Linked DNA regions of Mus musculus: region 1 is linked to region 2. Evidence: chromatin loops called from intact Hi-C (ENCODE). Cell type or tissue: left cerebral cortex. All regions are shown on one strand. Each heading gives the region's core, and the rest is flanking DNA. Links, peaks and the distances in the headings are about the cores only. Region 1 holds the start of Gm13821 (a long non-coding RNA gene). Region 2 holds the start of Aym1 (activator of yeast meiotic promoters 1).

Region 1 (16,140 bases), core at 3,791-11,790, 1.5 Mb before region 2:
CTGTGTATCTGTCTGTGTGTTGGCCTGTGTTGAAAGGTCTCAAGAGCACCTGTACTTTTGTAATTCTCTAGGGACTGGACACAGAAGTACTCAGACAAATGGGTGATTTGCAAGAATGGAGACACTTTAAGCAAAATGCAGAGAGGGAAAGGGGGCACCTGCATAGAGTCTAGGGGACTAGTACAGATCTCCACACACTTGCCCAGTCGGTCACCTTCGAATCTGTTTCTTCGAGTGTCAAAATGTATTATAGAGAAGCGTACTGGGGCCTCAGTTATCTGGACACTGGAAGGGGACAGTGGGCTTAAGGGACTAGTAACCTGGTACCCTCTTCACCAGACATGCTTAAATTCTAGTGTGTCGGGGGAAAAAAAAACCAGTCAGGTGACCACCTTGGTGTCGCCCAACTGGCTTGGAACCCAGGACATTCTGACCAACTGCCCAGGTGACAGTTGCATAAATAATGAGCTCTGCCTGAACTGGCCAGAGCTAGAGGAGCACTGTGAAGAAGCAGCTCCTGGGAGGAGCTCCTGTGCTGGGGCGGGGTCATTCAGGGAAAGCAGCCTGGACACAGGGAGGCTGAGAAGGGGCTGTGGCTACACCACTCTGCATGTGGAGCCTGCTGCTCGAGTTCTGGCTCATTAGGGACTCGGCTGCTACTGTGCCAGAGGCCTCTGCTGAACTGGGGTAGACAGTAGGATGGCCTTGCCGGCCGCCTCCTGGTCTGTCTTGGATTCCCCTGACAAGGATGCAGAGCCTCTTGCGGCACTACAGTAGCTGCATGTATTCTCCCCTTAGAATGTCTTAGCATCTTTGCATCTTGTGCCCCTGAGCCTCAACGCTTAGACAGCATATTCCAAACAGGAGCACGGATGTCCAGGGGAGCCTCCCAGATACCCTTTTCTTCTGTTGTCCCCCACTGCCTCGGGGGCGAGTTGAACCATGGCTGCATCGGGAAGAGGGCCTCCCAGTGTATGGCAAACTTAAACCACTCAAGGGGCAGAGTCTGGAATCATTTTTAGAGAGAAAAGGCAATAGTGATCGGCACAGATCCCAGGCAGGTGCCTGCCGGCCTCAATTAGAAGCCTCGGGGCCTGGGAAAGGGATTTGGTGTTCTCATCTTAGATAGTTCTCGCCTTACTTACCAGAACGCTCCTTTGGTTACCTACTATTCTCAGGGTATAAAGCTTAGTCTATTGATTGCACATAGTCTGAAGGAAAACGGAACGGTGCTTCCTGCCTGTGCCTGAGCAGCCTGTGCTACATGTCTGGAGAGAGCCAGATATGTGAGGGTGTTTCCTGTAGCCAGAAAACTCGGGGGGTGGGGAGGGGGGGCATTTGGTAGGTTCAGAGTTCACATGAGCATGGTATCGTGGAGTTCCCCAGGAGGAATTGTCGTCAGCCCCGTGACCCCCACATCAGCCCTGTGCGGCAAGTAGAACATTATGTATCTGACAGTCCATGAAGTGACGTGCCCAGAGTCACACAGGTCTTGTGGACCAGATAGAAGACATGTCCTTGGCTCCCTGGGGACACAGAGCATAAACCAGAGTCCATGATGATGTTGTGGACTCCCCCACCCCCACCCCATCCCCAAGGGCTCCCCTCATACTCCTTTTCCGTAAAGGTTTGGTGGCCACAAGCCAGTTTATCCCCTGTGGTCACTTTTCTGACACCTCCTGCTTTTTTAAAAACCAGAAGGTCAGAAGGATCGTGAGGTCCCGATTTCACAGACCTGTATCAAGATCAAGCAAGGTTTTTTTTGTTTTTTGTTTTTTGTTTTTTTGCCCTTCTGCTCCGTGGGAGGCTCGAGAATGGATGAATGAGATTCCCACTGTCCCTATCCAATGAAACCACAGCCAAGGGAACAGGCTTGGTGGAATCAGCGGGGAAAGATGACCCCGAGAGCTTGAGCTTGACTTTAGTCTGGCACGGTGAAGAGACATGAGAGGTGTAGAATAAGAGGGAGGGCCCCTCCCACCCCCACCCCCTGGCATTTGGCTACCTTAAGAGAGTCACATTTCTTCACATTGACCTTCAGAGCACTGGGCAGAAATCACATCGAGTCAACACCCGCCGTGGGCCTTCGCGATGCTTTGGGGTTTTTTGGTTTTGTTTTTCTCAAGACAGGGTTTTCTCTGTGTAGTCCTGGCTGTCCTAGAACTCTCTGTGTAGACCAGGCTGGCCTGGAACTCAGAAATCCGCCTGCCTCTGCTTCCCGAGTGCGATGCTTTGTTTTAATTACACAGTCGGATTCCCCTGGTCAGCGCCAGTTCTAAGTCAGCAGCTGGGTGAGGTGCCTCTGGGGGAAAACCACGGCTCTGGGGGGCGAACCGCTTGGGAACTCTCAACCAAACTCTGCCCTGCACAGCCAGGGGCAGAGCGCCTCTGTGAAGTTCCTTCCATAGCCACTGGCTCCCGCACTCCAGGTTTCTTCTGAACCTGCTCCTGTCACATCCCTCGGCCATCAGATGTCCCTACTAACTTGATGGCGATGACTCTCCAGCACAGTCCTGGCTGCGCCCCCAAAGCAGCCCCATGGCCGTCCCACTCTGACATCTCAGATTCTCTCTTCGGAACGCCTCCGAGTCTAAATCGCTCTTAGTGATGTCAGGTTTCGACAAGTGTTTTCAGCTGTGTTAGGGCTGCAATTCAGCTTTCCTGCGGTGTTGGTGTTGGTGTTGGTGTTGGTTGCTGTCGTGGGGGAGATGTGTGCAGGCTTCCCTTCAGATCTACGCTTGGCGGGGTGGGGTGGGGTGATGAAGAGCTTGTCATGGTTTCGAAATGAAACTGGTGGACCTCAGAGGAGGCTCGCTGGGCCTGAGGCTTGCCTCCTAGAAATTTACACTCACTATAGACATGTGAGCAACAGTAAATATGAAAGGATGAAACGCAACATTATACCCTAAATGTCCACTCAGTGTGGCCAGTCTAACCAGTGCAAACCTTACTTTAAAGCCAAGTGGCTGTGAGCGAGCGCCATGGATGCAGGTCATTGACCTCATTATAGGAGTTTGCAGCAGCACAGACAGTTGCAGGGTGCCGGGGGAGATGCAGTGACCAGGGAGGAGGGAGGAGGGAGGAAGAGGAGGAGGAGGAGTGGGAGGAAGAGGAGGAGAGGGAGGCTGGCTGGGAGCCTGTGTAGTTCCAGAAGGCTCCTCAGAGGTCCTTTTACTCAACATCCAGCAGCCACCAAGTTCTGTCTTGTGATCCTTTGCTAAGGTATTGTGTGTGGGAAGAGCATGACTGTCCTCCAACAGTGCGGTTGCCTGGGCTCTCCTGGGGCAGCCCTGTCAGTGAACCTGAAGCAGTGGAAGGGGCCTCTGTAATGATGCTGGGGTGGGGAAGCCGAGTCCCACGAAGCTGGGTCTCTGGGGCAGGAGGCCGAACGATACTGGGCGACGCCATGCAGTGTCCTCCACAGGGGCCATCCTGAAGCCTGCACTTAAATAGGGGCCAGCTCTTTGTGTTTCCCCAAGGACGCATTTTATTTCTGATCCCCGCTCCTCCCATCCCGCCTGTCTCTCTAACCAGAAACAAGTCTCTGTGCTGGAGGGGGCTTTCTCAGGACAGGCATTCACTTCATGGACTTCCCTATGATCGTGACCTTTCCCGCCTTGACCCAAAAGCAGCCACGGTGCCTCTTTCATTGATCTTGGTGTCCTCAAATTGAAAGCCAAGGAAGAGGTGGGGGGCGTGGTAGCCTTTTGCCTCTGCTCACCACACCCTCATCACACTTTCTTCCTACCTTTCACCACTCCTCACCTCCCACTCTTTGCCGTCTCCAGCAAGAGGTGGCCGAGACTCACGATTACCTCCCTATCTGGAAGGTTGAACACACTTGCGCTTATGCTGAGCACCCGGTGGCCCAGGCCCTCTCCTGAACCTTTACATAAATGGTGACACCTCACAGCTGTCCTGCCCCTGTCCCCATAAAGAGTCCCTGCCTGGCTCCTATTCAGTGTTGTAGCCTGGCACCTGAAACCAGGGCACTGCCCAGCAAGAGTCTGAGGGTCTCTGCAGACACAGTGAACCTGCTGCCTTCCCAGGAGGTCAAGTGTCTGGATGGACCAGATCCCTCACGACGAGAGTCAAAAATGTGAGTGGGGACTCCTTTCGAGATGAGGGAAGGTCAGGGCAGAGAAAGCTGACACGCAGACGGGTTCTTTGAGTCTTCACTGTTGCCAAGTGATCTACTGAATTTTCAGAGTAGTAGTGTTGATGAGGTGGCCACAGGGACCAAGAGCAGGGGGAGATGGCAGAGAGAGCTAAGGGCCTGCTGCTCCGTGGACGGTGTTATTCCACACTATTCACCCCAAGGCACTACCAGTGTCTGTCCCCTCACACCTGCAGTCCTCATCGAGGGCCTGGACTTATCCACCCTGCAGTAGGGATGGATGGAGGTCTCTGGTCTCTGTAGTTTCCCATCAGTCCAGTTCTATAGCTGTGACCGGGAAGGGATGTCTATATCCTGCTGTTTCTCTGCAAGACCATCAGTCTCTAGAACTTTCTGTCCATGACACTGACTGCATTGCACCCATGGCCTTTCTACTTGTCTTCTATATTCCGTCACAGACATCTCTAAGAACATGGAGGAATATAGACACCCTCCTCTCCTGACCATTGCTGGGTCCATTCCTCTAAGTGTGGACCCCTTGCTGTGCACCGGCTTTAGGATGCAATGAATCCCACGCTGAGCAACCTGAGTTGTTGCTTAGCAACTAGCATGATGTTAGTAGGTACTCAGAAAAATTTGGATTTTTCATGCCCAGCCTACCATTAAGATGCTAAATGTAAGTGTAGCAGTGAAGACAACTTCTCCAAAAACCTCTCAAGTCTGTGGTTAGGACTTGGAGGTGGACATGTGTAGCAAGCAGGGACCTGCCAGTGTTTGCACTGGATATCGAATCAAACGGGAAGAGAGTGGGAAGTTCTCACATCAGAGAATGGAATGGGCGTACTTGGTGTCCAGGCACGCCCCGGGCTGTCTAGAGCCGTGCCCCCCCCACCCCCCCGAGGGCGTGGATACCTACAGGCTGCATCCTGGGTCTCAGAAGGATGCAGATTCCAGACTCTTCCTTGGGCGAGTGAGGGGTGGAGCTCAGCCAGGGTCACGCATCTCTCCCCTGTCAGTCCTCAGCCCTGACCCCGGAACTCCTCACACTCTGAATCCTGGAGCCAGCAGACCTGATGGTGCCATGTGGAGATTCTCACCCGACACCTGACATCTGCTAGAACACTGTCCCCATGTTCAAGGCTGTGCCAGCCAGGCCCTTTCCTGTGAGAGTCCTTCCACTGAGTCACATCCAAAACCAAGACCTGAATCCTGCGTGCTGTACAAAAAGATGGCTGCCAAACATGACCTGGGGCTTTGAAAATCCCTGAGGCAGAGGAAAGATCTGGCCCCCTGGGAAAGATTGGGTCTTAGTAGCAGAGCAAGGAAGGAGGTTGATGCTCTGAGAACACAAGCCTAAGGCACACAAGCCCCACACCAGGGTTTCTGAAGCAGTGTAAAAGCCGGACTTCTGCACGCCCTTCCTTTCCCTCTGACTACACAACACCCCCCCCCCCCCCAGTCTCTGGAGGATGCACACTGACTGCCCTGGGCACAGTCTCAACCCACGGCTTCCCATCCCTAGTATTGCACCTGAGTGACGACGCCCACTGTTTCTGGAAATCAGACCTGCCCTGTCAGCAGTCTGACCTCTGGAATCACAGGCACAAGTAGGAAGTTCTAGACCTTTGGGTTCCAACCGAGGTCTTGGGGTGTGACATGCAGTCACCTGCTATTTCCCCTAGGTTCTCAGACCCTTCTGGAGTCAGAGTTGAAAGCCTTCAGCAAGACATTGCTTACCTTGCTCTCATTGGGAGTCAGAAACCCGCAAACACAAGGGCTGCAGCAATCGCCCCTCAAACCTACCCTCCTCCACTCCCCAGGTCCCCCGAATCCTCCATATCAATTCTAGCAGCGTTGAATTCCAACTGTGGCGAACACTATTTGGGCTCAGAGTACGGGGTGCAGGCCCCGAGGCAGATTGAGATTAGAAGCTTGAGAGCCCTCTATGAACGTCCTCTGTGTTTTCGAATTGTGGATCTAGACACCGACGGCATCTCCCTGTATGGGAAACTTAAAGGGCGGTTGGTGTGATCACGGGGGTGGGGGTGGGGGGGTGGGGGTGGGGGGGGGGCTTGGCTGTCCACTGGCTTCTGGATTAACTGAAAACTGAGTAATGACTGAAGTAGGTCTGAGCGATAGAAGGGTAGCGATTGCCAAGCTGAGTAGTGGAGACAGGAGTTCAAGGATAAACTAGAAATGTGGCCCCTCTCCCCGTGCTCCCTGCAGAGAACTAGCTGATCACTCTTGTGTTCACTAGTGCTCCTGAGGCACATACACGTGTGCTGCTTTGGGATAGTGAGGTGTCAGCATCCAGGCCTGGAGGGATTCCCAGCAGGCCCACAGTTTAACAGAGGGGTGACCAGGGCCCGGAAAACTCTTGTCTAGGTGTGACCAGGAGCTGGTGGGGAGAGGGAGGGGCATGGTGCTGTCTGCAGGAGGCCTGCCCCTTGCTCCTGATCCTGCAGCAGAGCCCCAGCAGTTACCCCTAACTTTTACGGTGTGGGTGCCAAGGGGCTTGAGTGTCCCTCTGAGTAAGAACTCTTCCCACATCTGAGAGAGGCCCTCTTATGTGAGCATTTGGCAGATACTCATTGGACCTAAGCAGGCTGCCCCCGGGGCTGAGCCCAGGCAAAGCCTGAGTCATGAGGAAGAGATAGGACCTGCACAGCAGCGACTGTGCAGGGCCCAGATTCCTCCGCCCATGAGTAGGACACGGGATTGGGAATGGTGATCCGAAGCATTCCAGAGGCAATGCTAACACCATGTTGTCTGGATCACACAAGAGGTCTATCAGCCGCTATCAGTGATGATCTCACCATGCCCATGCCCTCTGCCCTCCCAGCAAAAAGAATGACCACGGGGGCGGCGGGGGCATGGGGGATCTACCTGTGACTACCCTGGGGGAATCCCGTCACTGTCTAGTTTAAACCTGTTTCTAGACCAGACAAGATGTGGGCGTGCAACCCACCAAAGGCTGACTGTCAGTTGACTTTTAGAAGCATAGGAAGGGATCCCTATCCCCACCGCACTTGTGTGGATTCCTCGCTCTGCAGTCTCCCGAGTCTGTTCTAAACCTGGGTCTGTCCCTGCTGACCTGTGACTTCCAGTCTGAAGACAAGAGGCTCGAAGACAAGAGGTCTTTTGCGTCTTCCTGACTCCAACATAGCAAAGTGTCTAGCATGGTGCGGTGGCTGAAGAAGGAACAGAACAGGAAGGAAGTAACTCCGACTCCTTGGACTTCGGATGTCTGTACCATGTAGGACTCATTTCAGCCTGGACACCTGTGTTCCACTTGCTCCCTCCATGACGGGTGGGAGGGTTGCAGGATGGGGAGAAGGGCGGGGCGGGAGGGTGGGGAAGCACAAAACCAGCCACTGTGTAGACACCATGGCTGAACTCAGGTGAGAATTCAGACTCAGTCTAGCTGCTGATGTGACCCTCTTTCCAGCCGCTCTATATCTCTCCCTGGGAGCCCCAGCCCTCTCTCTAAGCCCCGCCCCCTGTGCAGAATGCCTCCTCTAAGCTCTGCCCCTCTGAGGAATGCCCTGGGCACCATGCACTCCTATGCCCCTTGGTCTTGTAGCTGGTTCTCACTAGCATTTTTGTCACAGCAGATGTTCGTCAGGTGCCTCTGGGCAAATGTCCTCAAGCTCGGGGATGCGTGGGTCAGTCTATGACAAGCTTGCTCCTGGAAGGTGGAGTTACAATGTGACACTTTTCAATTGTTCAGTCTCTTGCTTTCCCTGTGTTTGTGTGTGTAATGATGGCATTCTGGTTCATGGGGGTGGGGCGGGGCAGGGTAAACCTATAGTTTAGTTCCTCAGCCCCTCCACGCCCCCAGGTATCATTTCAAGTGACCTTAGCCACAAGTGTGTCTAGAGAACAACATACACATGGGACAGTGGCCCCAACACAGAAAGGGTCGCAGGCGCACTGTGCTAGAGAGAGAACTCAAGACTTGGGTGGGAAACATTTTGGAGAGAAGGAAGCCAGTGGGGACCGGCTCCAGTGACTCAGTGAGCTTGTCGGTGGCTAGAGCCAACGCCAGCATAGGGCCTGGCGCTCAGCCACTGTCCCGAGAAACGGGAGATGATGATTCCCGAGGTATTTCCAGGTGCTCTCACCTCCAAATAGCCCCCACCAGCTGCCATCTTCCTCCAGGAATCCTGGCTGCCCGAGAGGTCAATAGAATGTGACCAAGGCGGCAGTGGGACTGTCAAGGCCGAGTCAGGAAGGCACAGCAGCTTCCCAATCCCTCCTGTGGCAGAGGCTGACCCTGGTGATTTGAGTCTCGCATTTCCAGCTGCGCGCATGCGAGGTGCCTGTTTTCCGATAATGTTTCATATGCTCTTGATGTAGATTCTCCTGTTGCTCACTGCAGGGCTGTGTGGGATGCTGACGCTGGCGGGTGGCGGCCTGGGAGGCTCTGCCTGCCTCTGAGGTTCTCCTGCCTTTCTGTCTTCTGGATTTATCAGTAAGAAGGGAGGGCTGAGTCTCCAAATGCAGTAGAGAATTTACTGATTCTGCAAATCTACCTGGTTTCGCCTCCTCCGATATGAGACCCTCTCATCAGGGAGCCCAGCAGCGTGGATGCCGGGGACGCTATGGCTTTGAGGACTGGCCCACCGAGCCAAAAGTGGAACCTGTTTGTCCACAAATCCTTTTCCTCACCGTGATGGCTGCTTTGCTTGATGGATCTGCAGCTGCTTGGCTTACTTTTTGATTTGTGTGAGCAAAACCGGCACCTTTCTCCACCACTTTACCTTTAGCTTGTGTTTCCGTATTGAAAGTCAGCCTTTTTGTACACAACATGTGGTTAGGTCTCACTGCTGTTTAATTCATGGAGCTAGTCTCTGACCTCTGACTAGTACATTTAGGCCACTCCCATTTAGAGAGATTTTTCAAATGGGAAGGGGAGACACAATATGTCAGGACAAACTGTCCATAGCTACAGTGCACGAGCACACCATTTAGAAAAGCAGGACAGGCTCAGAATGACAGAAAGACGCACAGGGACCCCTTGGAGGAAGCTGACTTTTAAACTGAGCTTTGAAGGCTCTGACGAACCCTTACTGCTGAGTGAACCACAGGCTCTAAGAACCTGGAAGGGCCGTGGGGACCGTCTAAGCCTCTATGTTACATGAAGGAAAAGGGCTGCACATGTGACTGGTACCACTTTTATGTTGTTTTGTGAGTTTTATTGTATTGTTTTGTGGTGTTTGCCTGTGCCTGAGGGCAGGGATGGCAGCAGGGTGTAGCAACTCGCTATGGTGTGAGTTGGAGAACTCTGGGGGAGGGGGGAAATGCAGTCCACAGAAGTGGGTCAGTTGCCACTGCCACATGGGAGGGAGACTGGGACAAGCACTGTGGCTGAGGCCCCCTGAGATGCCAAGTGTCTTTGTCTTTCCCAGCAGAGAGAGGCTAGTTCTTTTATTCAAGGGGGGAGGAACCGCTTGCCCTAGGGAGGTGAGGCTGGTGTGGGTCCTATGATGCAGGCCTTACAAGGAGCAGTTTGAGCCTAGAGAGTTAGGGTGGGAGCATGAGTATGCAGATGGGCTGGAAGGGGGTGTGGGGGAATGAGAGGGCAGGGCAGCCATGCTTGCTTCCAGACATGGGATGTAGCAGCTTTACAAGGCCCCAGAATGGGGCATCCCTCTCCCTCCAAGCTCTTCTGCTATGTTTATGATAGCATTGGAGAGGGAGCCCGAGAGCCTGGGCAGGGAGAGGGGAGAGCATGGGGCAGTGGGTCCTGGCATGTCTGGGTCTAGGGTGGTGACTCTCAGACCCAGTCTCAGGAGGTACGGTGGGACAGAATCTCTTCATCCATGTGTGCGCATAGGAATCTCCCATTCTCCTCCCCAGACTTTTCCCCCATGTGTGATGCATACGACGGTGTCTGCTGGTGTCTGACACCAGAGAAACCAACAACAGGGTGTCCTGCCTCTCTTCCTAGAGGGCATTGGGGAAGAGAGTCGAGGCACCTCCCTTCTCTGATGTGGCGGGAAACCTTGGGTCGAGTTTTTTACTCTGGATGGTGGTACAGTGGGGGCCAGGGCTCACAGCCGAGGTCTGGAACTCTGATTGGAGCTGTCTTCAGAGCTCTATTATGGAGCCCCAGCCCTGGGCAGGAAAGCTCATTAGCAGACGTAATAGATGTGAGCACGTGACTGCTGAGTCTGGTCCCCTATCCATTGGACTGGAACTCCTGCTCCTTCTCCATTAGCAGCAGTGTCTGCAAGTTCGGCCATCCCTCTGGACCCTTCTGAGTTCTCCCGGGGCTCTGAATGCAGTCTTTTTTATGCAAGGATCTTGGACACGCAAGGGTGTGTGCGGCGCAAGCCTACAAACTCTCTCACCTCTACCAGAGATAATAAGGTCAGTAAACAGCAAACTGGGCTGTGAGGCGGGCTCACCAGTGGGGAGGCCTGCAGAATTCAGCAGGGACGCAGAGAGGAACCCAGGGTGCTGGGTTGTGGAGTGGTATCCAGAAAACACACTAACCAACCACCCATGCAATGTCACTGGGTCCTTGAGATGTCCTGCAAGCTGGAGCAGGGGCAGCTCTGGGATTGCAGTCGTCTAAGGGAAGCCAGTGGCTGGGGGTCTGTAAGGATGCTGGGAGCAGCTATCGCTTTTTACAGGTCTTTTATACCCTAGAGCCCAGGCAGGCCATAAGGACAAAGGGTGCCCGGGACACAAGCAGGTAGTTTGGAAGTTTGGTGTAAAGAAGCAACATCTACCTTCTCTTTCAACTGTGTGCCATTGGGCTTGGCCATGCATAGCCCACAGTTGGCACAAATATTTGGAACCTGTGAGTAAAGAAGCTGGAGGTGGGCTCAGAACGTGCTGCCCAGGCCCATGTAACAGATGCCCGAGGAACCACAAGTGCGCGTGTGCACACACACAGGTTGCTGGAATGAGAGGCCAGGAGGCACTGGAGTGCTCAAAGGCTGCAGATCTTCCTTCTGGGCCTTGGGGTGTGGGATGGGGTGGGGGGAATCTCCCTGAGGGCTCTAAGCTAGAGCAGGACTGGTCCCCTCTTCCCTGTTCCAGCTCCAGAGCTGTCAGCACCGCCCCCTCACCCCCTTTGCAGGAGCAGTGTGCCTCCTGCAGGAGCTTTGGGAACAGTGCCTGGGTGTCCTCCTGCCCTCACCCAGAGAAGCCACTGCAGGGTTGGGGGGCAGGGCACTGAGACTAAGACCACTCAGAGATGCAACTGAACTGCGGACCAGGGCGGGCTGAGAAGGAAAGGCTAACCCTGTGAGTCTGCACACCCCTCCCTGCCTAGGTGTCTAGCAATGAAGCCCTGTGCTCTCACAGAACTTTCTGAGGATGCTCTAGTTCCATTATCTCTTAGAGAGAGGAGCAGGCACACTGCACGGGGTCATTCTCCACTGAGCTTGTTGCTGTGCTCAGGCAGTTCAGGGAATAAGTAAATGCTGCTCTCTGCTCTCAGCCGATGCCCCTGGTGGGAAAGAAGTGGGCTTCAAATTTCCACTTCACATCCTTCTGGAGCACGAAGAGTTAATGGAGCACACATCATCCTAAGACATGTCCCCTCCCAATCCCTGCTCTCCCCCCAGCCTGCAGCTGTCAGGGAACTCAAAAAAATGATGCAGGTTGGCACACGGCCAATAAGACTCATCTGTGTATTGGCTGTGCCCTGCCCTGCTCTTCCTGGGCCACTAAATACCTTAATGTCATTTCCAGTAAATCCTTTTACTTGTACTTCAAGTTTCCATTTCCAGACAAGAGAATCCTCCAGTCAGCCCCTGGGGTCTCTCTGGACTCTTAAGTTTAAGAGTTGGACTCTGTAGGGAACCCCTCTTCCTCAGTGTGCATCCTGAGCCATGCATGGCCACTGGCCATACACTCACGCTGCTGTTAGTTGTGGGTACCGTCTTGTGGACGCTTCACGAGACAGGTTACTGCAGGACGAGGTCTTCAAGGCAGCTGTGGGCTGAGTGGTGTTCGCCAAGGAGCCTGGGTGAGAACCGATTTGCAGTGAGTGCATCACCAGGCTGAGCCATGGGGTGTTTAAGGTCAGTTCTCTCTAAAGATGTAGTTGTCCTGAATGGATTTTGTGGGTGTGGATTCCTCACTGGAGAGGTGGGCTGGTGTGAAGGCAGATTGAGCCTGGTCTCTCTTGCCTGGAGGTGCCGCTGAAGAAGTGAGCTTCAAATTTCCACTTCACATCCTTCTGGAGCATGAAGAGTTAATGGAGCACTGTGGAAGGGATGGCATGGCACAGTTCCAGCCCCAAGAGCAGACAGAGCTAGCAGGGTGTGGGCCTTTACAAGTGTTGGCCATTGGTAGGCATAAGGTTTACTTATGTAATAATGTACACAGTTAACTTTATCATTTCCTCCTTTGAGAAAATGCTCTCCCTGCCAAGGTTGATGATCCCATGAACAAAAGAAGCAGCAAGAGTCTGGGAGGTGAGTGTCTAATGGCCTTAGCAAAATGGTAAGTGCTCTTAAGGCTATGGGAAAGAACTCTGAAAACATGTGTTCAAAAACTGTGTAGGTTGGATTTCCCATCTGTGCAAGATACAAGCCCAAAATATAATTCATACAAAATGTGAATTATATGAGGGGCTTCACTGTGAGCAAGAGTCTGTAATTGCTCTCTCCTGATTTGTACTTTTGTGTGATCAAGTTTTCTGTAAACCGGTTTAATATCCTAGATAATTGATAGAATCTCCTCTTTGTGGGGTTTTTGTTTTTGTTTTTGAGGAATAATTTTTAATCCCCAACAAGGCAAAACTCTCTGCTTCATCAAACATTTCTTCTAAGAATTAGCCAGTAAGATATCATCCATATAATGATACATTTTAGAATGAGCAAACTGTTTATAACAGCTGTAGGAAATGTTAACACAGTGCCAGACTGTTTGGAAGAACTTTCCAGTGACACCGTTGACACAGGTTGACACAAGTTGAGCACTACTATAAGTATTGCCAGGAAGGCAATTTTTCCTTATCCTGTTTTTGTAAAGGTGCAGTGAAGAAGTAGTCTTGTAAATCAATCACTATAATAGATCATCCCTTAGGTAATGATGAAGGCAAGGGAATTCCAGGCTATAAAGAGCCCCATTGGCTCAATCACCTTATTTATGGCTCTAAAATCTGTTAATAGTCCCCATTTTCCAGGTTTCTTCTTAATGACAAATATAGGAGAACGCCAAAGACTGATTGGTTGTCCACTATGTTGGACGTTTTGCTGCTTCTGCAGCAGCTGTCCTAGTGCCTCTAAGTGTTCTGATGTCAAAGGCCAATGTTCCACCCACGCATGTTTGTCATCTAACCATTTTAAAGTTACGGCAGTTCGTGTCTTTGAAAGTCCAACAGCTGTTGTATCCTGCTTATATATGACATTATGGCTGTACTTGAAAATACCTTCTAGTATTATTCTCAGAAGTGTTTATTTTCTGGATTGTTTCTGAGATGAAAGGAATGTTAATCTGTATTTTCCATTGCTGCAACAAATCACTCGCCATAATTTCATGGCTACGTTAGCCACAGATGGCTTTAATTCTCCTATTTGCCTTCTGGTCCTACACACTCGACCCATCTTGCACCTCTTCATCTGAGATAAAGTTCCAACCTCCAGAAGGTGAATATGTAGCTCCTGAAGAGGCCAATCCGGATGCCAAGATTTTGGTGACATTATAGTCTCATCTGCTTCTGTGTCTACTCAATCTTCAATGCCGTTTAGCTTTGGTACCCAGTTTGTTCATAGCAGTTTACTAAACTGCTTGTTTTCTGGTCTCACCTGAATTTTTTGTTTGTTTGTTTTTATCTGCTGAAGCTGTTCTGCCATTGATTCTGTCCAGAATCGTGCTGTGTTAACAACAGGCCTTAAATCTTTTCATTGCTCTGTGTGGATGAGCTTTTCTGATGCTGACAGGGAATGATTGAAGCAAATTTGTTTACTGGGGGCTGCAGGATGCATCCTAGGATGTTTCCTGACAGCAAAAGTCCACCTTGCCTGTCCCTAGTTGATCTGAATTTGTTACTCAGTGCCAGGCTTTGCCCCACCTTGTGCATGCTCCAGAAGTCTGGGGCCTTCTTTTTGGATTGTCTGTAGAAGAAAAATTGTTTCTAGGTATGTCTTGCTTATAATCCCTTTTCAAGTGACCAAATGTTAAAACATTTGACATTTTGATTTTTCTTACAACTTTTAGATGTTGCTTTACCTATTAGAGTATCATTATAAATGTGAGATGCAATATCAGCCAAATTTCTAATCCATTCATTTATTGGTGCCAATCTTGCCTTTAAAGGCCTAATCACCCCTTCTGCATTCTGAATTAGCATTCTCAAAATGCAAAGATTCAATTCATATTCGTCTGACTTCTGAATCTGATATTATGCTATTTATCCCTGAAGTCAATCTATGCACACACACAAAAAAAAATCAGTAAAGACTTCTTTTGGGCCTTGTATAATTTTAGTAAAAGACTCAGACCTCTTTCCTGATTCTTCAGCCTTATCTCAAGCATTGAAAGCTGTTAAATGACATAGCACTAAGGTGTGATCACAAAATTCAAGCTGCCTTTGTAACTCGGCATACTGAGCTTCACCCAGCAACTGATCTTGGGAACTATTAATACCCCTAGCCCTATTTTGTAGTTCCATAGCCCTAGTATCCTCTTTGCACCATGTTCTCCATTGTAACTGAGGGCCAGCTTCCAATTTTGCTGTTGCCAAATCTTTCCAGTCTTGGGGGATAATTCTGAGGTGCCCATAAGTTAATATCTGATTCACCTAGGGTGATCACACACCATACAAAACGATAGCCTCCTTAAATCCTCTCAAATCACACTTGTCTATGGGATTCAGTTTAACATCTTCATCACCTTGGGGCTGGCTATTGCCTGCTGTTTCTTGGACAGTAACTGGATATAGACTAAGGTTGGTTTTCTAACAGCCTTGGTCTGCCCCTCTTCAGTGTCATCATGCAGTGGTGCAATAGGTTCTTGTCTAAATTCCTCTGCCTGTGTCTGAGTATTTTTCTTATTTTCATCTATATAAGTCTTTCTAAGACTTATATCTTATGAATCCATTCTTCACATTTGTCACAGAAAAAAAAAAACACCCACTACAGCTATTAAGGATAAATAATGAATTACCAGACTGATAATAATTATAATTGGTCAATCTCAATTAAGTCATTTATCTTTTCATTTTCTGCTATTTTCAAGCCATGTCCTAACACCCTACATGATAATATTTTCTATCCTGAACAAGGGAAGAAGTTTTCCATTTACTATTACTTAAGTTTTTCCTTGAAGACCTCCCAGGTGTCTTACCTGATGGCTTCTTAGTTTGTCTGCAGCTGGTGTGATTTCTCTGTTTGTGTAGTCGTGCCACATGTTAGAGCGCCAAATCCTCTTGTTTTGTTTTGTTTTGTTTTGTTTTAACAAAACAATGAAGGCTCAGGAGCCAGATGGTAAAAACACGAAAGCCTGGTAGTCAAAAGGCAGAAAAAGTACCCAGCTGTCTTGCCTCTTCAGCCAGTTGTCCCACCAGGAATGCCCCTTTCCTCCGCCATCTCAAAAGACCTCCTTCAAATTGAATGTCCCTCCCCGAAAGGACACTGGGCACTGTCTACGAGTGGTGAACTATAGCGTGCGTACCCTAGAGAAATCCTGGGCTCCAGAGTAAAAGAATAAGCTGGGCGTCCATGATAACAGAAGAGAGAAGGGAAGGGAAGCAGTGCCTTCCCAGATGGAATCAGAGCAGCACAACAAGGAGGGGCTCAGAGAGCTGTGAACTAGATACCACCCACCATGCTGTCCTGGAGGTGTGAAGGGCCGACATCCAGTGATCACAGATGACCTTGGGTCATACTGCTGCCATGATGACTTCGAGAGGGAGGAAGGAATAAACTGACTTCAGCGACCAAAGTCCCCAGAGCAACAGTGACTTGAGACAGGTGACAAGTGCTCACTGGTCGGTTGTATCCCAGCATAGGACCTGGCTCAAGGGAGAGATGGCAGGTGACTAAGTACTCTCCGTA
Region 2 (16,140 bases), core at 5,171-13,170:
AGACAAAATCAGAAAACATAATATACAAACAAGACTAGTAACACACCGAGGGACACAGGGGAGGAAGGCAAAGGGGAAAAAGAGAGGGGGTGTGGGGAGGGAGGGGGAGAGAGAGCACAAAACACAAATCTCAAACAAAAATATGAGACCAAAAAAACCCTGCCAAGGATGCCATCGAGTTCTTTTCCTGGTGGCCACATGCTGCTGGACACTGGACCTACCCTTAAATGTAGTTTATATACCCAGTGAGACGAAACTGGAGAAACTCCTTTCAGGCCCTTAAAAGACTGGAAGGGTATTTTTTGTTTGTTTGTTTGTTTTTTGGTTAGGAATTGGGGGAGTTCAGTTCCCCCAGTAGATGCTATGAACATATCTGCTTTGACCCTGTGCAGGCCCTGTGCACCAGTTGTTATTTCTGAGCGTGGAAGGTGGCATTTGGGTATCGGCCTCCGCATCATCCTGTTCTTGAAGCAGAGTTCACAGAACCATGGCAGCACACACACAGAGTCTAACTCTTAAACCTGAGAGGCCAGAGAGACCCCAGGCCCGGGGGCTGATTGCAGGATTCTCTTGTCTGGAAATGGAAACTTGAAGTACAAGTAAGAGGATTTACTGGAAATGACATTTAGGCATTTAGTGGCACAAGCAGGGCAGGGCACAGCCAATACACAGATGAGTCTCATTGGCTGTGTGCCAACCTTTTTTTTTTTTTTTTTTAGTTCCCTGACAGCTACAGGCTGGGGGGAGAGCAGGGATTGGGAGGGGGCATGTTTTAGGATGATGTGTGCTCCATTAACTCTTCGTGCTCCAGGAGGATGTGAAGTGGAAATTTGAAGCCCACTTCTTTCCCACCAGGGGCATCGGCTGAGAGCAGAGAGCAGCATTTACTTATTCCCTGAACTACCTGAGCACAGCAACAAGCTCAGTGGAGAATGACCCCGTGCAGTGCGCGTGCTCCTCTCTCTAAGAGATAATGGAACTAGAGCATCCTCAGAAAGTTCTGTGAGAGCACGGGGCTTCATTGCTAGACAGGGAGGGGTGTGTAGACTCACAAGGTTAGCATTTCCTTCTCAGCCCACCCTGGTCCACAGTTCAGTTGCCCTGGCATTTCTGAGTGGTGTCCTCTGTCTTGGTCTCAGTGCTCTGCCCCCCACCCCTGCAGTGGCTTCTCCGGGTGAGGGCAGGAGGACACCCAGGCACTGTTCCCAAAGCTTCTGCAGGACGCAGGAGCTGCTCAGCCAGCAGCTGCCCCTCTGCCGGGCACACAGCTCCGGGGGGGGGGGGGTTGCAGGGGGAGGGGGCGGTGCTGGCAGCTCTGGAGCTGGAGCAGGGAAGAGGGGACCAGTCCTGCTCTAGCTCAGAGCCCTTAGGGAGATTCCCTCCCATCCCACCCCCCACCCCAAGGCCCAGAGGGAAGATCTGCAGCCTTTGAGCACTCCAGTCCCTTATCCCACCCCTACCCTCTTCAGCCTCTCACTCCAGCAACCTGTGTGTGTGAGCTCACATGTGTTTCCTCCGGCATCTGTTACATGGGCCTGGGCAGCATTTTCTGAGCCCACTTCCAGCTTCTTTACTCACAGATTCCAAATATTTGTGCCAACCGTGGGCCACGCATGGCCAAGCCCAATGGCACGCAGGTGAAAGAGAAGGTAGAAGTTGCTTCTAAATTTACACCAAACTTCCAAACTACCTGCTTGTGTCCCGGGCACCCTTTGTCCTTATGGCCTGCCCAGGCTCTAGGGTATAAAAGACCTGTAAAAAGCGATAGCTGCCCCCAGCATCCTTACAGACCCCGCCCCCTGGCTTCCCTTAGCCGGCTGCAATCCCAGAGCTGCCCCTGCTCCAGCTTGCAGGACATCTCAAGGACCCAGTGACATTGCATGGGTGGTTGGTTAGTGTGTTTTCTAGATACCATTCCACGACCCAGCACCCTGGGTTCCTCTCTGCATCCCTGCTGAATTCTGCAGGCCTCCCCACTGGTGAGCCCGCCTCACAGCCCAGTTTGCTGTTTACTGACCTTATTATCTCTGGTAGAGGTGAGAGAGTTTGTAGGCTTGCGCCGCACACACCCGGACGTGTCCAAGACCCTTGCATAAAAAAGACTGCATTCAGAGCCCTGGGAGAATTCAGAAGGGTCCAGAGGGATGGCTGAGCATGCAGACACCGCTGCTAATGGAGAAGGAGCAGGAGTTCCAGTTCAACAGGGACACGGGACACGACTCGGCAGTCATGTGCTCACATCTATCACGTCTGCTAATGAGCTTTCCTGCCCAGGGCTGGGGCTCCATAATAGAGCTCTGAAGACAGCTCCAACCAGAGTTCCAGACCTCGGCTGTGAGCCCTGGCCCCCACTGTACCACCATCCAGAGTAAAAAACTCGACCCAAGGTTTCCCGCCACATCAGAGAAGGGAGGTGCCTCGACTCTCTTCCCCAGTGCCCTTTAGGAAGAGAGGCAGGACACCCTGTTGTTGGTTTCTCTGGTGTCGGACACCAGCAGACACCGTCGTATGCATCACACATGGGGGAAAAGTCTGGGGAGGAGAATGGGAGATTCCTATGCGCACACATGGATGAAGAGATTCTGTCCCACTGTACCTCCTGAGACTGGGTCTGAGAGTCACCACCCTAGACCCAGACATGCCAGGACCCACTGCCCCATGCTCTCCCCTCTCCCTGCCCAGGCTCTTGGGCTCCCTCTCCAATGCCATCATAAGCATAGCAGAGGAGCTTGGAGGGAGAGGGACGCCCCATTCTGGGGCCTTGTAAAGCTGCTGCATCCCATGTCTGGAAGCAAGCATGGCTGCCCTGCCCTCTCGTTCCCCCACACCCCCTTCCAGCCCATCTGCATACTCATGCTCCCACCCTAACTCTCTCAGCTCAAACTGCACCTAGTAAGGCCTGCATCATAGGACCCACACCAGCCTCACCTCCCTAGTGCGAGCGGTTCCTCCCCCCTCGAGTAAAAGAACTCGCCTCTCTCTGCTGGGAAAGACAAAGACACTTGGCATCTCAGGGGACCTCAGCCACAGTGCTTGTCCCAGTCTCCCTCCCATGTGGCAGTGGCACCTGACCCCCTTCTGTGGACTGCATCCCCCCCCCCCCCCCCCGCCCAGAGTTCTCAAACTTACACCATAGTGAGTTGCCACACCCTGCTGCCATCCCTGCCCTCAGGCGCAGGCTCACACCACAAAACAATACAATAAAACTCACAAAACAACACAAAAGTGGTACCAGTCACATGTGCAGCCCTTTTCCTTCATGTAACATAGAAGCTTAGACGGTCCCCACGGCCCTTCCGGGTTCTTAGAGCCTGTGGCTCACTCAGCAGTAAGGGTTCGTCAGAGCCTTCAAAGCTCAGTTTAAAAGTCAGCTCCTCCAAGGGGTCCCTGTGAGTCTTTCTGTCATTCTGAGCCTGTCCTGCTTTTCTAAACAGTGTGCTCGTGCACAGTTTGTCCTGACATATTGTGTCTCCCCCTACCATTTTAAAAATCTCTCTAAATGGGAGTGACCTAAACGTACTACTAGTCAGAGGTCAGAGACTAGCACCATGGATTAAACAGCAGTGAGACCTAACCACATGTTGTGTACAAAAAGGCAGACTTTCAATACTGAAACACAAGCTAAAGGTAAAGTGGTGGAGAAAGGCGCCGGTTTTGCTCACACAAATCAAAAAGTAAGCCAAGCAGCTGCAGATCCATCAAGCAAAGCAGCCATCACGGTGAGGAAAAGGATTTGTGGACAAACAGGTTCCACCTTTGGCTCGGTGGGCCAGTCCTCAAAGCCATAGCGTCCCCGGCATCCACGCAGCTGGGCTCCCTGACGAGAGGGTCTCATATCGGAGGAGGCGAAACCAGGTAGATTTGCAGAAGCGGGCAAATTCTCTACTGCAGTTGGAGACTCAGCCCTCCCTTCTTACTGATAAATGCAGAAGACAGAAAGGCAGGAGAACCTCAGAGACAGGCAGAGCCTCCCCAGTCGCCACCCGCCAGCGTCAGCATCCCACACAGCCCTGCAGTGAGCAACAGGAGAATCTACATCAAGAGCATATGAAACATTACCGGGAAAAGGCACCGCGCATGCGCGCAGCTGGAAAGGCGCGACTCAAATCACCAGGGTCAGCCTCTGCCACGGGAAATGAGTTCAAGAGACGGATTGGGAAGCTGCTGTGCCTTCCTGACTCGGCCTTGACAGTCCCACTGCCCCCTTGGTCACATTCTATTGACCTCTCGGGCAGCCAGGATTCCTGGAGGAAGATGGCAGCTGGGTGGGGGCTATTTGGAGGTGAGAGCACCTGGAAATTCCTCGGGAATCATCATCTTCCGTTTCTCTGGACAGTGGCTGAGCGCCAGGCCCTATGCTGGCGTTGGCTCTAGCCACCGACAAGCTCACTGAGTCACTGGAGCCGGTCCCCACTGGCTTCCCTCTTTCTCTCCAAAATGTTTCCCACCCAAGCCTTGAGTTCTCTCTCTAGCACAGTGCGCCTGCGACCCTTTCTGTGCTGGGGCCAGTGTCCCCTGTGTGTGCTATCCTCTAGACACACGTGTGGCTAAGGTCACTTGAAATGAGGCTCAGGTGCCTAAGGAACTGTAGTTTATGTAAAGTTTGGACGCACGGGTCTGGAGGGACATGCTGACCCCGCCCCGTGGAGTTTCGAACCCCGCCCCCACGCTCCAGGGCCCCCATGCTCAACTCCCCGGTTTCCTGATAATGACCTACAACACTCATCATGGCAGGCCCCCTTCCATCACCTGTCCTGGCCACTGTCAGTCACACTGGTTTGCGGAAACAGGCACTAGCTCCCCCCTCCACCCAGAACATTCTTCCTACATACACACAACCCCGGTCTTTTTTTCTCTCTCTTTTTTTCCTTCCCCCCCCCCCTCTTTTTTTTTAAATCTCACTATTTGATTCCCAAGCCAGGTTTCACTTCTGGGCTTCTGTAAGGGGATCTTCAGACTTGGACATCACTGAGCAGCAGGAGGGCAGAGGCACTAGTCTGGCCCGAGGGGATGCAGGGACAAATTCCCCCGCTTCAGCCACTCTCACCTACTCACAACCTCAAGCTTTCATATCTGTAAAATGGGGGTAAGAAACACCCGGCCTCTTTGTCGGGAGGCCGACCTTGTGAACTATAGACACAAATCAAAAGAGCGAGTGAGGCACACGGGGTGGAGGGTGGAGAGTGGGAGGTTAAGAGGTTGTGCAGACCAGGTGTGGCCCTTGTAATAATCCCACAGTTGCGGAGCTGAGGGCTTTACTTTGAGTTGTGGAGAGGGTAAAGCCAAGTTCACTCACAGCAGAGTTAGAAAAAGGGGGTGGGGGACAGAGAGCACCAAAACATCACCTGAGCTCTGGGCTGTGTGTTGTTGCAAATCCTCTGGAGTCAAAGGGTCCAGGGTCTATGCACTCAATAGTGGATGGTGGTGTGGCGCAGGGACTGGCAGAGGTGGTAACCTTCACCAGAAACATTATTTCTTCATCCTGCTGGACTCTGAGACTGGCCAACCCTCCCTGGGTGAATCAGAGATTGGGCTGTTTGCCCTGCACCTCTGAGAGGGTGCACTCCAGAAGCGGCCGAGGTAGGCAGGTGCACCAGGCACACAATGAGGACCCTGTAGGAGGCAGAAGGCTATGGTAGGTGCAGGTGGTCTGTGCCTCCCCACCCCCACCCCCTCAACGCCCCGTGCAGGCTTGAGTGGTGCACAGGACATACACTATGAGACCAAGGAGCAGAGAGAAAGAGGTGTGCTGGCTCTGGGCCAAACCTCCACCAGAAGTGTACAGGAGGAAGGTGGGAGGGCTCAGCATGGTTCCCGCCCATCTATCTGCAGGTCCTGGTGGACACTTAAGGAGATTGGCAAAATGGCAGCTACTGTCACTGGGTTGTATCCTGCCTCGTTCCCAGAAGGGGTATTTTGGGTTTGCATTGTACTTTTCCTGTATACTGTTTTGAAGAAAAAAATAATAATAATGGGAAACCCGACAGTCCTCTTTCGTTAGAGAAGATTGTAGAGTTGAGTATGCATTTAGAGTTTTCTTCGGACAGTTTTCCAATGCTTGGAAAACAAAAGGGGTCACTGGGAGGAGAAAAAAGTTCAGGCTTGATGGATGAGAGCAGGATTTCACTGCATGATGAGAGTGGGAAGCAAACTAGACTGGAAGATAAACTGCCCCCGCCCCACCCTGCCCTGCCCTGCTTCTAGGGACCTGGAAGAGCAGGAAATGGCATGGGTTAATGTGCAGCAGAGCGCACCACAAAAGAATTCGCCTGGACCTACACAGGCACCTTCAGGCTTCCCCGGTCTTTGTGCAGCATATGCCTGATAACAATGGTGGACAGGCTTATTAGGACTTTACCTGACTACCGATAGGAATGTTAGATTTAAAGTATTTTTAAAGAGGCTGTGGTATTGTATGGCTTACATCCCTCCTTTGTCAGAGAAATGCTAAAATAGCTGGGCTGCGCAGCATAGGGTGATCCTCCCAAGCTTGGAAGGGACCTGTGTCAGCTGTTCTAGAAGTTGCTAGGCAGTCACAATGGTTGTCATGGTGGAGGCACAAAGCAACAAAGCTAGTACAATGTAATCTAGCAAGGGGAATCAATGTTACTAAAGACAGGCTGCCTGGGGAGGGGCGTTATGCCAACTTACAAGAACAAATCAGATTTGATGATGGTGTAATTCAACAGTGCCATTTCACCACTTTAAGAGTTTAGGATTTGATTGGGTAACTTGGGGGGCGGGCAATGGGGGGGGGGAATCTACTTCCTTTACTAAAATATGGGATTCTGGAAGAGCCTTTACAGAATCCGTACAGAGGTTGAGTTCAGCTGTGAATAGAGCCATAACAGACCCTGAAACCTTACAAGTCATTGATAGAAATAGTGGTGTTGGAGAATGCCAACACCGAATATAAGAGAGCAATCAGACCATGGGAAGCACATGGAGCTCCCTGTAGATGAGTGGACAAGGGAGACAAGCAGCATCCGGTCTCAGGAGCATAATGCAAAGATCATAGGGCAAACCGTAGCTAGAAATATCAAAAATCAAAATGCTCAGTGTTTTAAATGTGGTGAATTGTTGGTCATTTCCAAAGAAATTGTAAGGCTAAAAGATTCAAAGCTCAAAATAACAGGTGCATTGACTCTAGAAGAGAACACGGTGATCCAAGAAGAGAACAAGCCGACTCTGGCCACTTTGAGCCACAGAGTCCAGGGTATGGCAGCCGCTGTGGAAATGGCAAACGTTGGTCAACGGATTGCCAGTCAAAGAGAGACATACGTAGTAACGTCTTGCCATGGTGGGGTAGAGGGGAGAATCGAGGGTCTCGCAGCCCCTGAGGTCAGTCAGGAGGTATCAGGAATGCAAGAAACTCAAAATTGGGTTATTTCTGATCCTATGCATGTTACAGAAGGAAGTGCAGTTTTGGGTCTGGCCACAGATAGCACTCTTACATTACTCCCCAAAGTGGAACATTACAAGTTAAACCTCTGGTGTGTATGCTCTCTTACCTTCAGGGACAGTGGGGATAATCTTGGGAAGAAGTGAATTAACTTCTCAAGGATGTATTGTGCATCCAGGTATAGTAGATGGGGCTAGCAAGACATAAAAATTATTTATACATGTGACAAAGGAGCTGCAACTCAATGCAGGGGACAGGAATTGCCCAACTGGTGTCCCCTTACATCAGGACAAGGCCGCTCCAGTAGAAAGAACAGGGGCTTTTGGGAGCACCGGGAAACTAGAAACATGGCAAACAGAGACCCAAATTAATAATGGCACAAATGAATGATGTGGACATAGAAGGTTTAGTGGATACAGGAGCTGATGTTAGTACACTTAGAATCCAGATTGGACACTTCAGGAGGTTGACACACAATGTATAGGAATTGGTAAATTATCACAAATAAGACAAAGCATCCAATGGACTACCCTGTGTGGGACCAGAAGGATAAATGGGGAAGTTGAGACCTTCTGTGGCTGACATACCCACAAATTTATGGGGAAGGGATCTTTTACAACAATTGGGAGTATTCATCAAATTAATATTCCTGCAATTTGGGGGGGGGGAGGACAGCAAATAAGGAAATTAAAGTTGATATGGTAGATGCTCCCTGGGAAGGTATTGAGGCAGGTGAGAGAGAACACTCGCAAGCTGAGTCAAGAAAAACCAGGATGTCACAGGGATTGCATTTCCAAATTTATGAAAGGGGCCACTGCTGACATTCCAACAGCCTTGCCCCTAAAAATGATTATCAAACTAGCCTCTCTGGCAAGAGCGGTGGCCCATAACAAAAGAAATGTCGCAGGCACTTGAACAACTGGTGCAAGAACAGCTGGAGGCTCAACATATAGAAGAGTCTACCAGACCGTGGCGTTCCCCTGTGTGTGTTGTAAAAAAAAAAAATCTTCACTATGCTGCCTGCCTTTGAGAGCAGCTCACCCAAGAACTGCTGCTGGTGAGGTTCCTGCAGCAATCTGCCCACTGCCAAGACCTCCCCTCAGGCCAATTGTCGAGCCTTCAGGAATTGAAAGGCAATTGCTGGCTCAGGTCTGGTGTCGCCTGCCTGGAGGACCGGTCTGCAGCTGCTGAGTCGTATTTGGTGTTTGCTAAGGGACTGAACTGCTGCCAAAGAAGATCGAGCTGGCCCCCAAAGAACTGCTGCTGAACAGGTCCACTTCCCCCCTATCCCAGCAACTTTTCTCTTCCACTGCCTCTGCTGGGGGGTGGGGTGGGGGGGCTAGAGGAGAGATTCAACACTTATTAATAGTAGTTGCAAACATTTTTTTTTTTTTTTTTGCCTGCCTCAGGATCACTACATGTCTAAGCATCTGGACACCCCTCTGATGCCACAGTCTGACTCTGGGGACCATGTGGGGGGGGGGAGGAGGCGGGGGGGGGGGTAAGGGAGAGGATGCTTCTGAGACCAGAAGTGCTAGCTATGGACAGCAACCTATGGCCTTCTCAGCTGCTGGGTCAGGGAGCCTGGCTGGGCTCCCTACTCCCAGGGTCCACTATGTGTCCCCTTGCCTGGCAGCTGTGCCCTCTCTCCTGGACAAACAAATCTGCAGCTGGGACCAAATGTCTCCCTCCCTTGAGCTTGAATGACCGATTTCCCCACCCCCACCCCCACCCCCGGGAGTCTGAAAACACAGGGCTATTGTTCTGGAGGAGTTTTCCCCGGTGTGAACCAGCAAAGCACTTGTAGCTGTTGGTTCCTCCACCTTCTCCCGCCCCCGCCCGTGGAGGAACCAACCCTCAGTCCAGGGAGACCCCTGCCCGGTCCATCCTAGTCCCAGCCCTGCTGCATGTTTGGGTTTGGGGTCCAAAGAATGAACAAAAGTATACAGTCTCAAAGACCTCGGATGTGCCACTGCCTCTCTCTGGGCCCCAGAATCCCATCTGTGTAAAAAAGGATGCTCTACTGTCCCAGGCTTGGGGAGAACAATGACTGATATAACTGTGGACCATACTAGGGGGGGGGGGGCTTTCTGGCAGCACAGATGTCTTTGAGTCACCTATCTTCATGCACGTATCCCTCCGTCCCTCACCTCCACTTCTGAGAAAAACCTCTCAATAAATTGGTTCACCAAACTGCACTGGGCCGGGAGGGGAGCGTTATTTCCCTTGACGAGCGAGCGTCCTGGCCCTTTGCAGAGCATGGTCCCGGCTGGGCTAATTTATGCCCTTTGCCTGCCTGAGCGTCCAATCGACCCCTAGTAACCGGCTGCTCTGCCCACACATGGCCTGGAGGAGGCACTAGAGTCTATGTACACAGTCCTGAGATGGCCAGAATGGGTCACGGGCGGGGCTCCATCTATGTGGCTGCAGGAAAGCCCTCATCCCAGTTGAGTAAGGCTAGCTTCTGGGTGCAACTGTTTAGGGGAGGAGCACCCGCACCCTATAGCCTTCCCCTGGAAAGGAATTTTAGAGAAAAATCTGCCGTGGGTGCTCCATTCCTGCTCTTGCCCACACCCCTTGCAACTACAAGAGGTATCAGAATGAATCATTGGTCCATCGTCACGGCCCAGGGCTGGGTCGGGATGCCCTCTGCAGCGAGGCACCCCTCTCAGAGATAGGCACACACAGCGCATGTGTGTCTGGTGGGGCTTTAAAAGGCAGAGTCTGCGCAGAGTTCGGACATCAGTCACTGACTCTCTCCAGCGAGGCCAAATAAGTTCTCTTCGGAAAAATAATTGCCAGGAACAGAGCATTGCATTCCTCAGGTGGGGAATCTGGCATCGCTTATACCAGCTTCTTTTCCACACGCTGCGCTGCGTAACAAGTCACAGGGAGTGGAGAGAGGCAAGAGGTTTTAGCCACGGTGCGAGCATCCTAGGAGGCTAGGCCAGGCATTGCCAGGTGCCGCGGTAAACTCAACCATGGAACAGGAGGGATTCTCCCAGCTACTGTCCTGTCCGGCTCAACGCAAAATAGGTTCAGACCATACCTGAAGTCCTTCAGGAGGAATCCAGTCAAGCAATTTGCTCACGCAAATTTGCATATAAAAAATGAGGCGATTCTGGACTTGAGGGCAATTTCGGATTCGGCTATTTGGAAAGACTGCACAACGGAATAACATCAGACTGTCACTTCGTCTCCCGGGAACAGGCTTGTCATAGTGAGGCTGCCCTAAGACATTCCCCCCCCACCCCCACCCCGATCCCGAGGACATTTTCCCAGAGGCACCTGACAGACATCTGTTGTGACAAAATGCTAGTGAGAACCAGCTACAAGACCAAGGGACTTAGTAGTTCATGGCGCCCAGGGCATTCTTCGGAGGGGCAGAGCTTAGAGGAGGCATTCTGCACAGGGGGCGGGGCTTAGAGAGAGGGCTGGGGCTCCCAGGGAGAGATATAGAGCGGCTGGGAAGAGTAGCTAGACTGACTCTGAATCCTCACCTCATGGCGTCTACACATCGGCTGTTTAGTGCTGCCCCATCCCCTGTTCTCCCCTCCAAGTCCCCCATGGATCGAGCAAGTGGAACGCAGGTGTCCAGGCTGAACTGAGTCCTACATGGTACAGACATCCGAAGTCCAAGGAGTCGGAGTTACTTCCTTCCTGTTCTGTTCCTTCTTCAGCCACCGCGCCATGCTAGACACTTTGCTATGTTGGAGGCAGGAAGACGCAAAAGACCTCTTGTCTTCGAGGCTCTTGTCTTCAGACTGGAAGTCACAGGTCAGCAGGGACAGACCCAGGTTTAGGACAGACTCGGGAGACTGCAGAGCGAGGAATCCACACAAGTGCGGTGGGGATAGGGATCCCTTCCTATGCTTCTAAAAGTCAACTGACAGTCAGCCTTTGGTGGGCTGCACGCCCACATCTTGTCTGGTCTAGAAACAGGTTTAAACTAGACAGTGACGCGATTCCCCCCAGGGTAGTCACAGGTAGATCCCCCATGCCCCCGCGCCCCCGTGGTCATTCTTTTTGCTGGGAGGGCAGAGGGCATGGGCACGGTGAGGTCATCACTGATAGCGGCTGATAGACCTCTTGTGTGATCCAGACAACATGGTGTTAGCATTGCCTCTGGAATGCTTCGGATCACCATTCCCAATCCCGTGTCCTACTCATGGGTGGAGGGATCTGGGCCCTGCACCATCGCTGCTGCGCAGGTCCTATCTCTTCCTCATGACTCAGGCTTTGCCTGGGCTCAGCCCCGGGGCAGCCTGTTTAGGTCCAATGAGTATCTGCCAAATGCTCACATGGGAGGGCCTCTCTCAGATGTGGGAAGAGTTCTTACTCAGAGGGACACTCAAGCCCCTTGGGACCCACACGGTAGAAGTTAGGGGTAACTGCTGGGGCTCTGCTGCAGGGTCAGGAGCAAGGGGCAGGGCTCCTGCAGACAGCACCATGCCCCTCCCCCTCCCCACTAGCTCCCAAGGTCTGGTCACACCTAGACAAGAGTTTTCCGGGCCCTGGTCACCCCTCTGTTAAACTGGGCCTGCTGGGAATCCCTCCGGGCCTGGATGCTGACACCTCACTGTCCCGAAGCAGCACACGTGTATGTGCCTCAGGAGCACTAGTGAACCCAAGAGTGATCAGCTAGTCCTCTGCAGGGAGCACGGGGAGAGTGGCCACATTTCTAGTTTATCCTTGAACTCCTGTCTCCACTGCTCAGCTTGGCAATCGCTACCCTCTCTATTGCTTGGACTTACTTCAGTCATTACCCAGTTTTCAGTTAATCCAGACACCAGTGGACAGCCTTGATCACACTAACCGCCCTTTAAGTTTCCCATACAGGGAGATGCCGTCGGTGCCTAGATCCACAATTCGAAAACACAGAGGACGTTCATAGAGGGCTCTCAAGCTTCTAATCTCAATCTGCCTCGGGGCCTGCACCCCGTACTCTGAGCCCAAATAGTGTCCGCCACAGTTGGAATTCAACGCTGCTAGAATTGATACGGAGGATTCGGGGGCCCTGGGGAGTGGAGGAGGGTAGGTTTGAGGGGGCGATTGCTGCAGCTTTTGTGTTGAGGGTTGGTCTAATGATGCTTGTATTATGTTAATCTAACTAAGTCTTTCAAAATGCAGGAGAAACCGCAGGGAAGGAACCCTACCCTCGGTTGGTTTTGATTGGTAAATAAAGTTGCTGGCGGCCAATGGCTGGGCAAAGACAAGGGCAGGGCTTTTAGGAGTCCCCGGCAAGTTGGGGGATGAGGATGAAGGGTGGGAACGGGGACAGAGAGCACAGCCTTCATGTAAGAGCTGGGACTCAGCCCAAGAGGGCTGCACATCTGGGTTTGGGGCGGCCAAGATGGAATACAGGTTTTAGTTAAAATTTGGGATTATCGGAAGGTGGATTAGCCACGTGGAGGTTAGGGAGTGGCGCAGCCTTTGAATATGTCGAATCAAAAGGCTGAGGGTGCATCTCTTGTTAGGGAATAGAAAGCATTGGGGTGGGTAGCAGGAACTCGACGCCGCCCCCGCCGCCCCCGCCGCCCCCACCGCCGGGATCTTATTGAGTGGTGTTAACTGGGTGCTGCTACACTCTTGTCTTTTGTTTGCGGGTTTCCGACTCCCGATGAGAGCAAGAGTAAGCAATGTCTTGCTAAAGGCTTTCAACTGACTCTCAGACCCTGGGAGGGTCTGAGAACCTAGGGGAAAGAGCGGGTGACCGCACGTCACACCCCAAAACCTCGGCTGGTACCCTAACATCTAGAACTTCTTACTTGTGCCTGTGATTCCAGAGGTCAGACAGTGGGTGCAATCGTCACTCAGGTGCAATACCAGGGATGGGAAGTCGTGGGTCGAGACTGTACCCAGGGCAGTCAGTGTGCATCCTCCAGAGACTGAGGGGGTGGGGGGTGGGGCTTGTGTAGTCAGAGGGAAAGGAAGGGCGTGCAGAAGTCTGGCTCTTACACTGCTTCAGAAACCCTGGTGTGGGGCTTGTGTGCCTTAGGCTTGTGTTCTCAGAGCATCAACCTCCTTCCTTGCTCCGCTACTGAGACCCAATCTTTCCTCTGCCTCAGGGATTTTCAAAGCCCCGGGTCATGTTTGGCAGCCATCTTTCTGTACAGCACAGAGGATTTAGGTCTTGGTTTTGAGTGTGACTCACGGGAAGAACTCTCACAGGAAAGGACGTGGCTGGCACAGCCTTGAACATGGGGACAGTGTTCTAGCAGATGCCAGGTGGTGGGCGAGAATCTCCACACTGTCAGGTCTGCGGGCTCCAAGATTTAGGGTGTGAGGAGTTCCGGGGTCAGGGCTGAGGACTGACAGTGGAGAGATGCGTGACCCTGGCTGAGCTCCACCCCTCACTCGCCCACACTGGAGTCTGGAATCTGCATCCCTCTGAGACTCAGGATGCAGCCTGTAGGCATCCACGCCCTCTGGGGGAGGGGCACGGCTCTAGACAGCTATGGGCGTGTGCCTGGACACCAAGTATACCCATTCCATTCTATGAGAACTTCCCACTCTCTTCCGATTTGATTCGATATCCAGTGCAAACACTGGCAGGTCCCTGCTTGCTACGCATGTCCACCTCCAAGTCCCAACCACAGACTTGAGAGGATTTTGGAGAAGTTGTCTTCACTGCTACACCTACATTTAGCATCTTAATGGTAGGGAAATGTGTGGGATTGGCATGAAAATCCAAAATTTTCTGAGTACCTGCTAGCATCATGCTAGTTGCTAAGCAAGAACTCAGTTTGCTCAGCGTGGGATTCATTGCATCCTAAGGCCAGTGCACAGTAAGGGGTCCACACTTAGAGGAATGGACCCAGCAGTGGTCAGGAGAGAAGGGTGTCTATATTCCTCCATGTTCTTAGAGATGTCTGCGACAGAATATAGAAGACAAGTAGAAAAACCATGGGTGCAATGCAGTCAGTGTCATGGACAGAAAGTTCTAGAGACTGATGGTCTTGCGGAGAAACAGCAGGATATAGACATCCCTTCCCGGTCACAGCTATAGAACTGGACTGATGGGAAACTACAGAGACCAGAGACCTCCATCCATCCCTACTGCAGGGTGGAGAAGTCCTGGCCCTCGATGAGGACTGCAGGTGTGAGGGGACAGACACTGGTAGTGCCTTGGGGTGAATAGTGTGGAATAACACCGTCCATGGAGCAGCAGGCCCTTAGCTCTCTCCGCCATCTCCCCCGCTCTTGGTCTCTGTGGCCACCTCATCAACACTACTACTCCGAAAATTCAGTAGATCGATTGGCAACAGTGAAGACTCAGAAAGAACCCGTCTGCGTGTCAGCTTCCTCTGCCCTGCCCCTTCCCTCGTCTCCCCACTTGTGGCTCCTCTTTCTCAGTTTTTGATTTTTTTTGTTGTTGTTTTTTGTTTTTTTTTGGGTTTGTTTGGTTGGTTTTTTTTTTTTTTTTTTTTTTTTGGTTTTTCGAGACAGGGTTTCTCTGTATAGCTCTGGCTGTCCTGGAAGTCACTTTGTAGACCAGGCTGGCCTCGAACTCAGAAATTTGCCTGCCTCCGCCTCCCAAGAGCTGGGATTAAAGGCGTGCACCACCACGTCCTGCTCTTTCTCACATTTTTGACTCTCGTCATGAGGGATCTTGTCCATCCAGACACTTGACCTCCTGGGAAGGCAGCAGGTTCACTGTGTCTGCAGAGACCCTCAGACTCTTGCTGGGTAGTGCCCTGGTTTCAGGTGCCAAGCTACAACACTGAATAGGAGCCAGGCAGGGACCCTTTATGGGGACAGGGGCAGGACAGCTTGAGGTGTCACCACTTATGTAAAGGTTCAGGAGAGGGCCTGGGCCACTGGGTGCTCAGCATAAGCGCAAGTGTGTTCAACCTTCCAGATAGGGAGGTAATTGTGAGTCTCGGCCACCTCTTGCTGGAGACGGCAAAGAGTAGGAGGTGAGGAGTGGTGAAAGGTAGGAAGAAAGTGTGATGAGGGTGTGGTGAGCAGAGGCAAAAGGCTACCACGCCCCCCACCTCTTCCTTGGCTTTCAATTTGAGGACACCAAGATCAATGAAAGAGGCACCGCGGCTGCTTTTGGGTCAAGGCGGGAAAGGTCACGATCATAGGGAAGTCCATGAAGTGAATGCCTGTCCTGAGAAAGCCCCCTCCAGCACAGAGACTTGTTTCTGGTTAGAGAGACAGGCGGGCTGGGAGGAGCGGGGATCAGAAATAAAATGCGTCCTTGGGGAAACACAAAGAGCTGGCCCCTATTTAAGTGCAGGCTTCAGGATGGCCCCTGTGGAGGACACTGCATGGCGTCGCCCAGTATCATTCGGCCTCCTGCCCCAGAGACCCAGCTTCGTGGGACTCGGCTTCCCCACCCCAGCATCCTTACAGAGGCCCCTTCCACTGCTTCAGGTTCACTGACAGGGCTGCCCCAGGAGAGCCCAGGCAACCGCACTGTTGGAGGACAGTCATGCTCTTCCCACACACAATACCTTAGCAAAGGATCACAAGACAGAACTTGGTGGCTGCTGGATGTTGAGTAAAAGGACCTCTGAGGAGCCTTCTGGAACTACACAGGCTCCCAGCCAGCCTCCCTCTCCTCCTCTTCCTCCCCCTCCTCCTCTTCCTCCCTCCTCCCTGGTCACTGCATCTCCCCTGGCACCCTGCAACTGTCTGTGCTGCTGCAAACTCCTATAATGAGTAGCAGCACCTTAGGAGGTCAGTGACCTGCATCCATGGCACTCGCTCACAGCCACTTGGCTTTAAAG

Evidence for each region. Peaks named below come from ENCODE experiments on the same cell type or tissue, not always from the same donor. Only the 100,000 strongest peaks of a DNase experiment are listed, where the experiment ranks them.
Region 1: a loop joins it to region 2, with 29 times the contacts of the local background. A loop is called at or near these places in 8 of 42 quality-filtered maps.

Annotation. Positions count from the first base shown.
Region 1 is chr5:114,837,933-114,854,072 of GRCm38, reverse strand. It overlaps Gm13821 (a long non-coding RNA gene), which reads left to right and starts at 7,479. Exons shown (of 2, transcript XR_878695.3): 1 at 7,479-12,555. It overlaps 4930519G04Rik (RIKEN cDNA 4930519G04 gene), which reads right to left and starts at 359. Exons shown (of 12, transcript NM_026263.2): 1 at 215-359. Gm46920 (a long non-coding RNA gene) reads right to left here. Exons shown (of 2, transcript XR_003955777.1): 2 at 12,915-13,833. It overlaps Mir6240 (microRNA 6240), which reads right to left and starts at 2,125; the gene lies at 2,009-2,125. In left cerebral cortex, for the core only: no CTCF peak of the experiment used is centred there; a DNase peak (open chromatin) is centred at 8,525.
Region 2 is chr5:113,342,399-113,358,538 of GRCm38, reverse strand. Aym1 (activator of yeast meiotic promoters 1) reads right to left here and starts at 1,245. Exons shown (of 1, transcript NM_001012726.2): 1 at 718-1,245. The coding sequence starts at 1,022. The coding sequence ends at 885. It also overlaps 1700016C19Rik. In left cerebral cortex, for the core only: a CTCF peak has its summit at 9,732 (motif pointing right); a DNase peak (open chromatin) is centred at 6,515; H3K27ac peaks cover 544 bases.